Linked DNA regions of Homo sapiens: region 2 is linked to region 1. A link is an interaction called in ENCODE POLR2A ChIA-PET data of the cell type or tissue named here. Cell type or tissue: OCI-LY7. All regions are shown on one strand.

Evidence for each region. ChIA-PET counts read pairs that join two places held together with the same protein. Peaks named below come from ENCODE experiments on the same cell type or tissue, not always from the same donor. Only the 100,000 strongest peaks of a DNase experiment are listed, where the experiment ranks them.
Region 2: POLR2A ChIA-PET joins it to region 1 with 6 read pairs; 4 of 35 experiments call an interaction of 5 or more read pairs at or near these places.

What each region holds. Positions count from the first base shown.
Region 1 is chr1:110,355,027-110,359,026 of GRCh38, forward strand. No RefSeq gene overlaps it. Among named protein-coding and RNA genes, the nearest start is that of RBM15, 18 kb to the left of the region's middle. In OCI-LY7, no CTCF peak of the experiment used is centred here; no DNase peak of the experiment used is centred here; H3K27ac peaks cover 940 bases.
Region 2 is chr1:110,092,538-110,096,537 of GRCh38, forward strand. All of the region lies in intron 1 of LINC01397 (long intergenic non-protein coding RNA 1397), which reads left to right. Among named protein-coding and RNA genes, the nearest start is that of LINC01397, 12 kb to the left of the region's middle. In OCI-LY7, no CTCF peak of the experiment used is centred here; no DNase peak of the experiment used is centred here.

The DNA.
Region 1 (4,000 bases):
CCTCAGCCTCCCGAGTAGCTGGGACTACAAGCACGAGCCACCAAGCCTGGATAATTTTTGTATTTTTAGTAGAGATGGGGTTTCGCCATGTTGGCCAGGCTGGTCTTGAACTCCTGACCTCCTGCCTTGGCCTCCCAAAGCGCTAGGATTGCAGGCATGAGCCACTGTACCCGGCCTGATACTTTTAATATGTAAGTTTTTCATACTCAGAGGCACATGAAGAGATAAAATAATGTGTAAATTTTTATGATAAAAGAATCTCAAATACATTCACCAAGCAACCATGTGGATTTCAATTGAAAAATTGTACTCAATCCCACAATTTTAAAATTTCTAAATTGGTATATGTGACTTAGAGGGATTTTTTTTCATCAAGCACAACAATGCCAACGTCTCTAGAAGACTTTTCAAAGGTTCATTTGTAATTTATAGATTTCTCCTAGAAATGAGAGGTTTTTAGTGGTGACTTAACCTATGTCATCATTTCTCCTGACAAATTTCATTTGTGAAGTTTACCCTTTGCAGTGCTGTAACCTTACTGAAAGTTCACTCCACAAAAGGAATGGATTCATCTGAACTTTAAGGTTTAGTGAATGAAACTACTTTATAATGTATGAGTGCTTTTTTCCTTTAATGTAGTAGTTTAAAAGGGTTTTGGACCTTCAGAGACACCCTCTCTTCTGTTTGCTGCTCCTTAATTTTAGTAAAGTCTGAAGCCCTAATAAAAATTTTTTTAACATGTGGTGTTAGATCTCCCTCCTCAATTTTTTTTAAAGCCAATTTTAAAGGGAGCATTTCTAAGTACAGTAATTGGTTAAACATCTTTTTTCCCCCTGGGTTTCTTTTTAGGAACTACTGACAAAAACCTATAGTCGACTTTGGGATCTGACTTTATTATTCAGCAACTCAAAGATGAGTTCTAATTGGCAGACTTCTGGCACTGGCACTTGTCCTCCTGTTTCTATAGAAACTGGGTTGGAAGTCAGAGCTGCACAAAGGGAAAGGGTAAGTTTCTTTTAATTCCATATTTATAAACCCATATCTTATTAACTGTGACATGTTTTCAGTTTTCACATAAGAATATACATCCTCGAACTAGAACTCAAATATGTACTACTTATTTTCACTTGAGTGGAAACTGACATCAAGTCACTAAATATAATAGGAGGGTTTAAATATGGATTTATTTTTCTTGTGACTGACTTCACATTTCTTGAAGCAGTGAATTCAATGTCAATTCGCACTTTGAGCTATTTTTAATTTGGGGGTCAGAAAATTGTTTTTTATTATCTTAGATCTTATTCTCTTGTACTTCTCTGGTAAGTGAAAATTGGAAGGACATTTTGAAAGTCTGCATGGATTATAAAATCTTGTTGTAGCGAAGTCTGATTCTTCTTTCCATTATAAAGTACTATACTACTGATCAGTTTTTTTAGTCTCTCTACTCTCTTAGCCAAGCAAGATGAGTTCGTCTGTTGGGGCACATACATTTGTTTTCACCTGGGCAGACACCCATTATTTGTAGAACCTAAGACACCTGCCAGTTGGTGAGTCATCTTATTGCTATGGCTTCAGAGGACTGCTGTACAGCTGGAGTATTTAGGCTTGAAATTGTTTGATTAGGTATGATAAGCACATTCCTCTGATTTACAGGTTGCCATATATAGGTAACTTATATTGAACTGTGACTAGTTTTGAGGTAGTGGAAGGAAGGTAATATTTGCTGTTGCTCTTTAAAAGTTGTCTCACTTATTTCCTTGGTCCTGGCGTACTACCCTTAAGGGATGGACTTACTTTTTTCCTGCTAAAAGACATAAGATTGGTTGACAGAAGTCAAAGGGTGGAACACCTTGCCATTACTTCTGCTCAATTTGTCACTTTTAAAAATAGTTTAAAAGCTGGAAGCTTGTCAATAGGAAAAGTAAACTCATTTTTAAAAATTTATTTTCACAAGGCAAATAATGCCTTAAAGTGGCTTCTTTTTTAAAATTTAATTTAATTAATTCTATTCTGATGAATTCTCATTAAAAGTGTTGTATGCCTCCTTTGTTGGTTTCTGTTTTGCTCATTAGTGCTTGCACGAGGTAAAAATAGAAATGAATTTGTGGATTTTTTGTTTGTTTGTTTGGAAGGTGGCTAGAAAAAACTTTAGTCTTTCGTTGTGTGCTATCAAGTATTCAGATGTATTCTCCACTACTTAATAAGGAGTAGCCAACTCATCCTGGCTTTAAAACTGAAAGTTCTATGTCTCAAGAACTCCTTTGTTTCTGTCTAGACCCAGACAGTCACCCTAATCCTAGTTCACTCTCTGTATCCCTAAAAAGGCCTCACTAAGTTGTTATTGATTATCATTTTGAATGGAAGGAGATTTCATAATATACTAGCTTCTGTTGGAATGTATCAGGGATTAGGTTGTTTATTTTTATTTTTATTTATTTTTTGGGGGTTCGGAGTCTCGTTCTGTCTCCCAGGCTGGAGTGCAGTGGTGCCATTTCGGCTCTCTGCAACCTCCACCTCCCAGGTTCAAGTGATTCTCCTATCTCAGCCTCCTGAGTAGCTGGGATTACAGGCGCCCACCACCATGCCTGGCTAATTTTTGTATTTTTAGTAGAGACGGGGTTTCACCATGATGGCCAGGCTGGTTTCGAACTCCTGAGCTCAAGTGATCCACCCGCCTCGGCCTCCCAAAGTGCCAGGATTTCAGGCGCGAGCCACCATGCCTGGCCCCAGGTACTTTTTTCAAGAGATGACTTGTCTCTGATCCTAAGTCATGCTAGTCTAATTCTCACAGAAATAAAACATGAAGAATTTTAAATGGATTTTAAAAGTTGCTTTCAAGCACTTTAGTTATTTTTTGTTTGTGTATATGTTAAGACCATAGATGACAAATGTGAAACAATTGAGTAGATATTTGTGGCAAATGAGTAGCCACATGAGGCAAATATATAGATATAAAGCCTCATACAAGGTGATTCTGGCTTAAGAGAAACACTCAAGGCTTTTAAAAAGTATTGGGCTTTGGGCCAGGTGTGGTGGCTCATGCCTGTAATCCCAGCACTTTGGGAACCTGAATCGAGGATCACTTGAACTCGAGTTAAAGACCAGCCTGGGCGATGTGGCGAAACTCCGTCTCTACTAAAAATACAAAAATTAGCCAGGTGTGGTGGTGTGCACCTGTAGTCCCAGCTACTCTGGAGGCTGAGGGAGTATGGGGCAGGAGAATTGCTCGAGCCTGGGAGACAGGTTGCACTGAGCTGATATTGCGCCACTGCGCTAGAGCCCAGGCAACATGAGTGAAACCCTGTCTCAATAAAAAGTATTGGGCTTTGGTTTTATATGAGGTCTTCAGAGAAACCACCGTCCAAGTTTTGCACTATGTCTCTCTTAAAAACAATTAAAATAATAGTATATGATTTTTTTCCTCACATGGAAAAAGCTGATTTTACAGTTAGACAAATGTATTTACTAAACATATTTTGCAAACAGGACATAACACATACCTCAATTATTTGAAAAAAATCACAAAAGTATCATTTCAGTCCATATAAGTATAATTGCTTTTAATAAAGTTAAACTCCTAGAGAATCATTAAAGAAGAAAAGCCAGGGGCCATGAGCTAATTAATCAGCACCAGTAATTAGGTTTTAAAATTGGCTTTGTTAAGGGCTAGCTTTAAGCAAATAACTTGTTCTTAATTGCCTTTGTTCCTTATATATAAAATAGAAATAATAATAATACTTATCCATACTTTGTCACAGAATTAACGTGATGATAATGAGGTAATAGATGGGAAAGAACTCCAAATAGTTAACAGTACCATAAGGTAGAGTTTTAGTGTCAGATATAGTATTTTACAATGACATATATGGAAAATTCCTTCTTTTATAATGATGGAAATATCCTAACAGTTTTAAACATAACCCAAGAAGTAGCAGAGAAGAAAGTATACTGAAGTATACTGAACTTTTATGTTCAAATTACAATAGCTCTACTAGATATG
Region 2 (4,000 bases), 260 kb before region 1:
ACACTCAGAACAAAATCCAGTCTCCTTACATGCTATGACTCTTGCCTGCTTTTCCTTCCTCACCTCACAACCTCTGTCCTGGCTCAGCACATGCCAGTCAGTCTGAGCCAGCCAGGCTGGCTGCTTTCTGCAGCTCTGACACTCCGTCCCACCTCAGGGACTTTGTCCTGCTGTTCTCTCTGCCTGGACCACTCTCCCCTGATCCTCACATGGCTCTGCCCATCAGCTACACTTGGTTGGAATATGAATAATAATGGTGAACCACTTACTGGTAACTACTGCATGCCAAACATTATTTGATGGTTTTCACATGTGTTAACTCATTTGCTCCTCACAAGAACTCTTTCAAGTAAGTACAATTATTATCCTCATTTTGGAGATGAAGAAACTGAGGCACAGAGAGGTTAAGTAACTTATTCAAAGTTGCACAAATACTAAGAGGTAGAGCTAGAATTTGCATCCATGACATATGGCTCCTGGGTCCATGAGCTTAATGTCTGACTTCTGCCTCTAGTTACTTTTTCATTGAGATGCATCTTATGCAAGCAAAGTGCACTGATGCCAACTGCGCAGCTCAGCAAATATCTGCATGTGTTACATCTGTGTATCCACCTCCCAGATCTGGAGCCAGAACTTGGCCAATGTGCCCCAGGCTGCCTCCTATCACTTCAGTCAGTTCCCTTGAAAGTAACTCCTAGTCTAACCCCTGTCACTATTGACCGACATTGGGAAAGACTGTCTTTTATCTAATCCTGTTTGTTTTCTTAAAAAGTGCTGAAGTACCTTAATTTTTTTGTTCTTTAATGCTTCTGCTTGATTCAATGAAAAGAAAATTAAAATATTTCATGGACTCGGCTGGGCGCAATGGCTCATGCCTGTTATCCCAGCACTTTGGGAGGCTGAGGCAGGCAGGTCACTTGAGCTCAGGAGTTCAAGACGAGCCTGGCCAACATAGTATTGCAACTGTCTCAACAATTTTTTTTTTAATCAGTATAGTGACACATGCCTATAGTCCCAGCTACTTAGGAGGCTGAGATGGAAAGATGGCTTGAGCCCAGAAGCTTAAGGCTGCAGGGAGCCGTGATCACCACTGCACTCTAGCCTGGGTGACAGAGTAAAATCCTGTCTCAAAAAAAAAAAAATCTGTTAATACCAAATTTGGGAAGCAGCAATTTAGAGCCCTCACCCCCTACCCTGCCTACCTCAGCAGTACCTTCCTTAGTCTCCTAGATTGAGGGAGAGGTGGGCTGTTTGGGGACAATCCTGCTTGTTTGTCACAGCGCTGGGCCTGTGGCAGGTGTTTAGAACACCTGCTGATGGGTTGACCACCAGTGGTAGATGGTGCATCGCTGCCCTTGGAGTTTCTGGAGATTGGGCTTTTTTTGTCTAAGGAGGAGGCTCCAAGTTGCTGGATGTTGAGGTTAGATGCTCCGGGCTGCCAGCCTTGTACCAGGAACTGTCCTTCGCTTTCGGGGGGTCCCTGGGTGGACTCCCACTGTAACCAGCCCATTCTCACTCAGACGCTCATCACCCTCCCGCGCTCCATCTCCATCTGGCGGCCCGTCCCCACATTCCTCTACCTCTGACCTTCCTCATCTTCCTGCTTGGGGCAGTCCAGGTTCAAAGCTATGGGGATGTCACAGCCTAGGAATGAGGGCTTTCATCTAGGGGGATGGGTGCAGTTCAGACGGGAGAGAAATCCACAGATGGTTCTTTGCAAGCAGGTTGGGCTCAGCCTCTTATAAGTATTGCACTTGAAAGCCCCAGAGTGCTCTGTGTCCCTGGTCATTCCATCCATGTGCACACACACACACTAGCATGCATACACACATATGCATGCACATGCACATGCATGTGCACACACGCACACACACTTCCTAGTGTAGAACAGGGATTGGGTGGTAACAGTTGGGTGACCTGAATTCCCCGTCTGAGGATCCCTCCCCACCTTCTGCCATTTACCCCCAACCCCCTCTGTAGTTTCTCTCCAAATCTTTGAAATGCTCAGAGGTGCCTGGGAGCCAGGGCATGTTTTTATCGTCACAAATACACCAGAGAAGAGAGACAGCGGGGAAGTGAGAGAGAAAGGGCTGGAGTACAGACCCAGGCTGAGGACGCGGGGCAGGCTGCCAGGACGCAGAGCCAGGCCAGGGAAAGACACCATCCTCCGCAGGTTAAAGCTACTGGGGGACCTTTGATTGTGCACGTGGCCCAGCAAGCATGGGGCAGCCCTGACTTTGCCCTAAAGGAGGCTGAGAAGCAAGTTTGTACAACTTTGGGGGTGGGGATGTGGAGGAGTCCTGGGGCCCTCAGATGATGCTGCCCCTTCCCCTCCATGCCCAACTCACCCCATGTGGCCAAGCTGGTCACAAGCTCCAAGGTTCTCCAGCCTCCTGGGGATATCCCAGGAGGGGCAGGACGAGGATGGAGAGACTCAGGGGCCCAGCCTGCATGGCAAGAATCCCTCTCAGACCTACAGCTATCTCCCCTGCTCCAGCCCCACTTAGCACTCACTCAGAACTTCACAGGCTCAGACTTCCCAATCCCTGGCCTCCCCACTCCTGGGGCCTTTCCCCAGGTGTCAGCAGCAATTTCCTGCCATGCCTGGTGACAGGAGCCTGAGCCAGCCCAGGGGAAACCCAATGCCATGGTGTCAGCAGTGAGTGTCCTTCGGTTTCTGGGGAATGGGGCTGAGAAAGTGCAGAGCTGCGCAGCTCGAGGGGGCAGGGAGGACTGCCACTGCCCCCACCCCATGAACCCCTGCCCCTTCCACGCTTAGTGGAGACCACTGTGCCCACTCCTCTTGCACCCAAGGACCCTGGCAGAGACACCTCTTTCCTGCCTCATAACTGGACCAAGGCTGGAAAGAAACACTCACATCTGGGAGACAGTGCCTGGGTGGGCAGTGTCCTGCTCTGGGCAAGTTCATCCTTCCCTCCCCATACTGATGTAAGGATGCTGCTTTGGGGTGGAGTCAGAAGGGCCTCACCCCTTCCCCTCCCCTCCCCTCCCCATTCTAATCTAGCACCAGCATTCGGGGAAGTGTCTTCATCTCAGGCTCCGTTGATGACCAGCAGTTCACATCTTCTGCCTTTGGTTTTGCATAGTTGCTAGATCTGTGCAGGGCACCCACCTTCTCCCGGGGAGGGCCTGGGTCTCCTCTCTCCTCTCTATCCCCCTTAAGGTCAGCAGGGCTACTTTCTAAGAACTGGTCCTTGAGCATAGAGGCTGGTCACACTCGTGTGTGATCTCTACCTTGCTTCCTTTCCCTTTGCATCTGTGTGCTCTCTGTACCCGGAGCTGTGCTATATACCAGACAGAATCTCTGTTCTTGGAGGACCCATAATGTAGCGGGGGAAGCAGACTGGAAAACTTATATAATAGAGGAGAGAGAGGCTGTAATGAAGAAAATGCTGGCTTTAGGGCCAAACATTCACCCTATAATAATGTGAGCTTGGGAGATTTGTCAATGTACACATAACAGCATACCCCAAATGAGATATTTTATTTAGTCTAATTGCCTCTTAACAGGTTTGGATGCAGTAGATACACTGAATACATAGATTCAAAATGTAAATTTTGTATCCCTAATATATTCAGTCTTTTCCTAGATATTGCATGTGTCCCCCACCCTTGGCACAGAGCAGGGGCTAAGTCAAGGTTTGCTACATTGGATTGGATTGACTTACCTACGGTGGAGGTGGGAAGGGGAGATGACTCACAGTTGTAGGAGACACTCTGAGAAATGAGACTGGTCTCGGCCAGGAGGGACTGGGAGATGCATCCAGAGGCTTGGGACAGTGGGCAAGGGGCCATTGTTTGGTCTGGTCCCAAGTCCTGGCTGATGTCAGATTAGCTCTTTTCTCTTGGTTGGCAGGCCCTTTGTTGTTGTTGCTATTAGAACTTCTCTTGCATAGGCTGGCTGAGTAAGTGTGGCCCCTGCCTCCCTTCATCAGAAGTCTTCTGCCTGGGGCATAGCTGTGTGCTCAGTGCTTGAGAC